2 separate regions of the Homo sapiens genome follow, and region 1 is linked to region 2. Evidence: read pairs that join two places in POLR2A ChIA-PET (ENCODE). Cell type or tissue: CD4-positive, alpha-beta T cell. All regions are shown on one strand. Each heading gives the region's core, and the rest is flanking DNA. Links, peaks and the distances in the headings are about the cores only. Region 1 overlaps ARPP19 (cAMP regulated phosphoprotein 19). Region 2 overlaps MYO5A (myosin VA).

Evidence for each region. Peaks named below come from ENCODE experiments on the same cell type or tissue, not always from the same donor. Only the 100,000 strongest peaks of a DNase experiment are listed, where the experiment ranks them.
Region 1: POLR2A ChIA-PET joins it to region 2 with 5 read pairs; 10 of 35 experiments call an interaction of 5 or more read pairs at or near these places.

The regions. Positions count from the first base shown.
Region 1 is chr15:52,552,948-52,557,351 of GRCh38, forward strand. ARPP19 (cAMP regulated phosphoprotein 19) reads right to left here. Exons shown (of 3, transcript NM_006628.6): 2 at 4,153-4,275. Among named protein-coding and RNA genes, the nearest start is that of ARPP19, 14 kb to the right of the region's middle. In CD4-positive, alpha-beta T cell, for the core only: no CTCF peak of the experiment used is centred there; no DNase peak of the experiment used is centred there.
Region 2 is chr15:52,501,576-52,505,979 of GRCh38, forward strand. The region is part of intron 1 of MYO5A (myosin VA); the gene reads right to left. It also overlaps the pseudogene EEF1B2P1. Among named protein-coding and RNA genes, the nearest start is that of MYO5A, 25 kb to the right of the region's middle. In CD4-positive, alpha-beta T cell, for the core only: no CTCF peak of the experiment used is centred there; a DNase peak (open chromatin) is centred at 2,396; H3K27ac peaks cover 551 bases.

The DNA.
Region 1 (4,404 bases), core at 118-4,117, 51 kb after region 2:
GTGTCTGGAATCCCAGCTACCCTGGAGGCTGAGACAAGAGAATCGCTTGAACCCGGGGTGTGGAGGTTGCAGAGAGCTGAGATTGTGCCACTGCACTCCAGCCTGGGCGACAGAGCAAGACTCTGTCTCAAAAACAAAAAAACCAACCCCCCCATAATTATAGTTATTAAAACTATTATTTACAGTTCCTGGTATTCTGTTATTTAGAACAAGTGTTTCTGCAAGAATTTAAATCATACTTATTTGAACTAGAGCAGTTTACCAAAAATTAAGGTAAAAATATAAATATTAGAGTAATGAAAGAAATAAACTCACTAGAAATTATTACTTAAAATGCATATCCCTACTCCACACCTCCTCCATTTTTCACAGAGAGACATGAAGTATGACTACTGCTTTTTTTTTAGCTGCCCTTTACCACTAACATGCAAATTGTGATGAGAGCTAAACATCAACCTTAATACAACTAACCTACTTGACTTCCAGAGCAAAAACATAAATTTGCCTGGGTTCTAACTTACACCTATCATGCTGAGCCCATCTTTACTGAGTGCCTGCTATATGTGAGGCACTATGTGAGAGCTGGAGTCAGATACAAAGATGGGACAATAGTCAAGTAAATCAACAATTACAATACTGCCTTAAGCACACACAGTGCTATATGGTGCTCAAAGAAGGGGGCTCTAATCTCAGTCTTGGGTTGGCAAAGGAAATAATCCAGGTATGAAACAAGGGCTTGGACAAAGGGTGAAGGGGAAGAAAACAGATAATATTTATGGAATCTTAAGCTAATATCTTCAGGGATACTTCATGTGATAAAACAAAATAGCTAGGAACTCACAGCTTAGTATAAGACTATTGAGTGGCCTGAGGAAAAAGTCTCATTGGCTGCTTTCCTCCACCACTTTTTGATAAGCCAGACCTGGTCTATGGCCCAAAGGCCTAAAGACAGAAACTGCTTTAATGTATTACTGTATATGTACCATACGGAACAGTAACAAGGAACCCTGGAACAGGCCCATCTAAAGCTTTCTGCAGCTTCACTTCTGTATGTTTTAAAATGAGCAGACAGAAAAACCTCAGAATTGTGATGCACTGTAATATATTAAAAAGCTATTTCTGAATTTTGTAGCCTCTAGAGGAGAACAAAGCAGCCTGCCAAATTTCTTATTTTGTCAGAAGCACATACTGAGAAATTTAACACACATGTAAATTTTAGGCAGATTTTCCCCCTATGTAATAAACGCAGTTTCTAATGTAAGTAATTTTATAGTAAGCAAAAGTTCATCACAAGGGGGTCTCAATTAACTGTAGATTAGGCTACTCTGCTTGGGGGAAAGGAATTAAATTTAGTGTGACTAGAGATAAAACTAAAATCAATGCCTGACAATTAGAATTGCCCTAAAAAGGAAAAGGTTACTGCAAAAGGCAGAGATTCAGCAAAGACAATAAAACAACAAAGATGTCAGAGAAAGAAGCTAATGCTTTAAGATAGAGAAGTGAACTAATGTTTATCAAATTGGGATCCACAGATAACAACGATGATGATATGTCTTTAACAATCTCTAAATTTCATGAGTTTGTAATGAAAATATTTAAAAATTAATTATGATCTAGATGACAATCTTATAAAAGCCTCCTCTCACACAAATTTATGGGCCATACTTACATCAGCATTTACAACTACACTGACACTAAGTGATCACCTAAAGTGGTAATGTTCAACTTTAAAGCCATGTTTCTTACAACTGGATTCTCTGTTTTCTAGGGACTTCACAACCCCTACAAATATGAAAAAACAAAACAAAAAGCAAAAAGAAATAAAAAATGTAAAAACAGGCCACACAGCTTCTTGATATCCCTCCCAGCTCTGATAATCTATGTAGTCATGTGTACACAGTCATATTGTTAAAAGCCTAATAATAACATTAACCTCATAATAACATTAATGAGTACAACACAAGAAGAGACCTATTATAATAATCATAATATCTAATCAAACCTTCTCAAATTAAGAAGCTACTTAAAGATGCTAAGGTAATTTGTCAAGTTTGCTAACTAGTGATAGAGGAAAATTAAAACCCAGAACCTGTGATCCAGAGTTTTAAAAAAAATCAAAACTTCATATAAAATAACTTATTCACTGACATTCTGTTATAATACAGAATCATTAAAGAGCTCACTTCTCAAATTCTATCTACTTATTTCTTGATTCAGTAGCATTTTCTTCATTCTCAACTATTTATATCTACAACACCAACTCCAAGATACAATGTATATGAAATCTGACTTGAAGATACTTAAAAATAAATAGTTCAAGCTAGAGAAAAATTACAGTGACAATTGGCCCAATGTTGGAAGAAAGCCTATTAGCCAAGGTTATGCTGGAGATTAGCAAAGAAAATATTTCCTAAACAATAATCAAATCAAAATAATTTAATAGCCAAAGATTAAATAATTTATCTCATAACTAAAAACACAGTTGTCATTCTACTTCTTCTATTTATCCCCTATATTATGATCTTTATGTTCTAAAATAACCACATAATACTATTTTATTGACTTACTTCAATTTATTTAATCATTTCTCTGCTGTTGAATAGTGGTGCTGCTACTAATTATAGTTATAAGCTATAAGGAGGACCTTCCAACTTGGAAGACTTTCCTTGTACTGAATTATACTCTTAGATTAATAAATAAGAGATTATTGATTTGAAGAACATTTTTATAAACCTTAATCCATACCCTGTTCTGAAACGAGTAATAATTTTTAATGTTTAAACACAACAAAGAGCATATTAGTTTCATTCAACTTCAACCTTAGCAATAGGTATTATTTTAAACATTTTTGCAATTTAGTTATATAAATACTATGATGTAATTTGCATTTCACTGATGTCTATAATATATAAACATTTCTCTGTTTTTTATATTTCCTGTTAAAATCCTTTATCCAGGAGCACCTTAAGTGTTTTTCTTGTACACTTAAAAGTTCCCTTTCATATATTTAAAAGTTTCTGTATGTATTTTAGACATTAACTAACATTTTTGTAATAACTTCCCTACTTGATTATATATTTCATGGTACGGGAGTTTTACATCTTCATAAATTTGGTGTCATTATTCCATCATCCTAGTATTTCAAAGCTGTGAATATTATTCTTTCATGTAAGATTAAAAATACCATTCTATTTTTTGCCACTTTAAAACAATCCATATGTACCTAGAGCTAATACACACACAGACGTGTTTTAAGCAAGGAGCCGATATCAGTATATGAATGTATTTAAGGAGAAACATGATTTAGCATCTCATTCAACAATTCTCTTCCGTAAGTAGTATTTCATCCTTCCCTGTATAGTAAGTAATTTGAATATGCTTAAGCTGAAGATGGAACTCTCTAATTTTTTACAGCAAAGGAAGGGGTCACAGGACAATACTTAGGGAACAAACAGGCCAGCATTATCTCAATCTCATTATTGAGAAATAATGGTATCTACCTCGCAAAACATGGCAAGAATTTGAAAATAATATCTTCAGTAATTTGAACTATGAAAATGAAAATGTTTAAATTGTATTAGAGTAAATCTGACTGTGAAACATATTACATAAAGGAGATAGCTGTGCATTTATTAAGTGATCATTTCATCCAAATAAGTATTTTAAGCTTTTGAATGTTGTGTGGGAATCACCTGCAAAAAATATGGAAGTTTCAAAATATGGGCAGAAGGATAAACACCAGCTTCTGGATAGTGGCTGCTTTTGGAGAGATAAGGGAAAGGGCTCATATTTACATATAGGGTGGGTTTCAACAGTATCTACAACATTTTCTTTCTTAAGAAAGATAAAACTGAAACCAACATGGCAAAATATAAACATTAAATCTGGGAAGGGGTATATGGGTTCTGTTATATCTGCACTATTTCTACATGCTTTAAATAGTTTATTATTAAAAATGCTGAAGAGTTGTAGATTCTCACAATGCTTATTTATAAACTGCAAAATATTGGAAAAACCCATTACAGATACATATACACATATGTACATACCTGATAAAGTACAATGCTATACGCACAGATATCCGTTTCACAATCTGTCAGCATACTGAGTTTGTAGGGCTTAAGTATTTGGAAATTACCCATGAGAACTTACCCCTTTCTGCAACCGTTTCCTTAAGAAATCTGAACCTCCAGGCTTTTGTCCCAGATGAGGATATCTTGCTTTTAATTTTGCTTCTTCTGCTTTCTCTGGACTAGTCACTTTATCTTCCATTTCCTAAAATAATTTCAAATAAATTACTTCTCTATTACAACTCAGTTATTTAAAATAATTCACCTTTAAAAATCTGGATTCTGAATTCTAGTTGTTAAATGCCAAGTACCACAGCATCTGACTAAGAAATCA
Region 2 (4,404 bases), core at 163-4,162:
ATGACAGAACAAATCCCTGGCTCTAAATAATAAAAATAAAAATAAGATAAAATTGAAAAAGGAATATATTTGTTTACACTACTTGAAAAAAGAAAATATTTGTTTTTTTCTGATTATAAAAGAATGTATGTTGATTATAACAATTCAGATATTACATAATTGAATAAAGTATTAATAGAAAATGAAAATCTCCCAAAACCCTCTTGCCCACAGAAAAAAATATTTTAAGCAGTCTAAACAGTCTAGTATAAACTTCCATAACATAGGCATACACACAGACACACACACACATACATATACTACACACACACACACACACACACACACACACACACTGTATTTTACTTTTCTCTATTTAACAATATATCCTAGACATTTATCCATATTAATATGAGATGCTGTTAATTATCTTTTTTAAATAGTGGTCAAGATAGTATTTATATATATAAACTAATATTAAATTTTTGTTTGGGAGGCCAAAGCGGGCAGATCACCTGAGGTCAGGAGTTCCAGACCAGCCAGGCCAGTGAAACCTCGTCTCTACTAAAAATATAAAAATTATCCGGGCATGGCGGCACACACCTGTAATCCCAACTACTCAGGAGGCTGAAGCAGGAGAATTGCTTGAACCTGGGAGTCAGAGGTTACAGTGAGCCAAGATCGCGCCACTGCACTCCAGCCTATGCAACAGAGTGAGACTCCATCCCAATACATATATACATACATACATACATACATAAATTTTTGAAATTCACAAAACCTGACAAAATGGATTCTAATTAGATCAGAAGTACTTCAGGGTCTAACACTGAACAACAGAGAGTAGAGACAAAATATAAAATAAAGCTCGTAATTATTCTGTATCATTTGTACATAAGATCTAAATATTTAATAGTGCTGTAATTGCAGACTTGCCATATTTACCTATAGTGCATTTACAAACTCTCTTTCTCACTCCAAACCAGAAATAATATAACCTCTGACCATACCACATCTATAGAAGTGTCTGATCAGTAAGGCCAGCCATTTCCAAAACTTTTAGTAAGAGAACAGAGAGGATACCAACCTAGTTGACAAATGTAAAAGGCAGATGAACACATACAGGGGTTTGCAAGTGTCAGCCTCCATTTAAAGTAATCAATTCTCTCATTGTGCCATTAGTAAATAACATTTTGGTTGATTTCTTCAGTTACACAAAGAATTAGTGTCTTCCTTTATGATTAAGGAAACAGAGATTGCCTTGTAAGTCTCAGCAAACGATACAAATTTAAGTACAAGTTGAAATCCTGTCATTTGGAGCAACATGGATAGAACCAGAGGTCATTATGTTAAGTGAAATAAGCCAGGCACAGAAAGACAAATATCACATGTTCTCATTCATATGTGAGAGCTAAAAAAGTAGGTCTCATGAAGACAAGAGAGTAGACTGGTGGATACCAGAGGCCAGGCAAGGTAGCAGGGACGGGGAGATAAAGAGAGGTTGATTAATGGGCACAAATATTAATATACAGTTTGATAGAAGAAATAAGATCTAGTGTTCAACAGATCAGTGGGATAACTACAGGTTACAATAATCTACTGTATATTTCAAAATAGCTAACAGACTAATTTGAATGTTTCTAGCATAAAGAAAAAACAAATAGGGAAGGTGATGGCTATCCCAATTACACTGATTAGATCTTTATAAATTATATCAATGTATTAAATTATAACATTACCCGCAAAATATGTACATCTATTATGTATCAATAAAAAATAAATTTAGGCTGGGCATGGTGGCTCACACCTGTAAATGCCAGCACTTTGGGAGGCCAAGGTGGGAGGATCTCTTGAGTCAAGGAGTTCAGGACAAGGAGTTCAGCCTGGGCAATATAGTGAGATGCTGTCTCTAAAAAAAAAAATAAAGAAATTTGCCAGGCATGGTGGCGCATATCTGTAGTTCCAGCTACTCAGGAGGCTGAAGTGGGAGGATCACTTGAACCTGGGAGGATGATGCAGTGAGCTAAGATTGTGCCATTGCACACCAGCCTGGGTGACAGAGCAAGACCATGTCTAGGAAAAATAATAATAAATTTACAAAAATAAATTTTAGAAACAACAAAACTGAATGAAATAAAAACTGAATCAAAAAAATTAAGTAAGTGGAAACTTATTATGTTCGTCTCCTGATATGGTCAAATTTTCTTAATTTCCTAACTACTTTTTTTCCACAAGGGTCCTATGTATTTTCTCACTTCTAAGAGGTATTATCTACCTCTACTTTAACTTTCCATACCAAATGAACAAATTTACCAAACATTTTACCATTAATCTAAAACTTAACAGGAATGGGTTAGCACATGATCGACATTGCTTTACCATCAACTTCACATAAGTGTTCAGAAACCAGGCGGAAGTGAAACCCTAAGTTGAAGGAGCTTTTAACGCTTGCATGAAAATTTTCTAGACCTTCAAAGGCTGTTGCTGCTGTTTCTCCTTCTTTTTTTTTTTTTTTTTTTGCCTTTTTAAATATCTTGTTCTCTTCTTTCCCCCACTGAAATTCAAGAATTTGCAGATACCATAAACTTGGGATATCCTAGAAACAACCATGGTTAGAAAACTGATATGTTTCTACACACTCATCCTTTAATTGATGTCCTCCACCCACTCACTCTTACTCATACCCAGCTAGCTTCTCCCATATTATTGAAACTTCAATCCTTGCCTCTGTCATGTTCAGGTTTCTAAGCCTGGGGAAGATAACACTTTAAAATGCCGTAAGTACAGTGGGAAAGGACTGAGGAGGTAGCCAGAAAACCTAGAAATTATGACTAGGACTGGATTCTTTGGCATTAATACCCATGTTTTGCAATGTCCAAAGCATGACTAGAATTGATCTTTCACCCCCGAATGCTGTCATATTCCCATATTACCTGTATTTCTGTGCCTAAATAACACCATATAGACAAATTCTCCAATTTTATATTAACTTTATTCACATTGAAGCTGCCACATCTTACATTAGGAATGCTTTCAGCTACAAGGAACAGAAAAGTCTGACAGAACGCTGGGCGAGGTGGCTCACGTCGGTAATCCCAGCATTTTGGGAGACCAAGGCGGGTGGATCGCGAGGTCAGGAGTTCAAGACCAGATGGTGAAACCCTGTCTCTACTAAAAATACAAAAATTAGCCGGGCATGGTGGCGGGCACCTGTAATCCCAGCTACTCAGGAGGTTGAGGCAGAGAATTGCTTGGACCCAGCAGGCAGAGGTTGCAGGGAGCTGAGATCGCACCACTGCACTCCAGCCCGGGCGACACAGCGAGACTCCATCTCAAAAAAAAAAAAGAAAAAAGAAAAGTCTGACAGGTAGGTTAAACTCTTAGGAGTTTGTATCCTTAACAAGAAGTCCAGAGAAGGTTATCTCGGGGCTATTCTGGCAGCTCAATAATGTCGTTAAGAACTCAGACTCGGCAGTTCCCATTATCTTCGGGAGCTGTGGAGGTAGGAATTTAAGACAGGCCCATTTTATTAATTTATTTTCAAATGCAACAAAAGGTCCAAGGACAATCTGTGGGCCACTTAATTCAGGGCCCTCAATTCGTACATGGAGAACTCTCAGATACAGCCAAAGCCATGGGTTTTGGAGACCTGAAAAGCCCCGCCGGCCTCCAGGTGCTCAATGATTACCTGACAGACAAGAGCTACATCAAGGGGTATGTGCCATCACAAGCAGATGTGGCAGTATTTGAAGCAGTGCCCCGCCCACTGCCTGCCGACTTGTGTCATGCTCTATGTTGGTATAATCACATCAAGTCTTACGAAAAGGAAAAGGCCAGCCTGCCAGGAGTGAAGAAAGCTTTGGGCAAGTATGGTCCTGCAGATGTGGAAGACACTACAGGAAGTGGAGCTACAGATAGTAAAGATGATGATGACATTGATCTCTCTGGATCTGATGATGAGGAAGAAAGTGAAGAAGCAAAGAGGCTAAGGGAAGAACGTCTTGCACAATATGAATCAAAGAAAGCCAAAAAACCTGCACTTGTTTCCAAGTCTTCCATCTTATTAGATGTGAAATCTTGGGATGATGAGACAGATATGGCGAAATTAGAGGGCGTCAGAAGCATTCAAGCAGACGTCTTAGTCTGGGACTCATCTAAACTAGTTCCAGTGGGATACAGAATTAAGAAACTTCAAATACAGTGTGTAGTTGAGGATGATAAAGTTGGAACAGATATGCTGGAGGAGCAGATCACTGCGTTTGAGGACTATGTGCAGCCCATGGATGTGGCTGCTTTCAACAAGATCTAAAATCCATCCTGGATCATGGCATTTAAATAAAAGCTTGAAAGATTAAAAAAAAAATTTTTCAGACTCTTGGCTGGGCGCAGTGGCTCATACCTGTAATCCCATCACTTTGGGAGGCT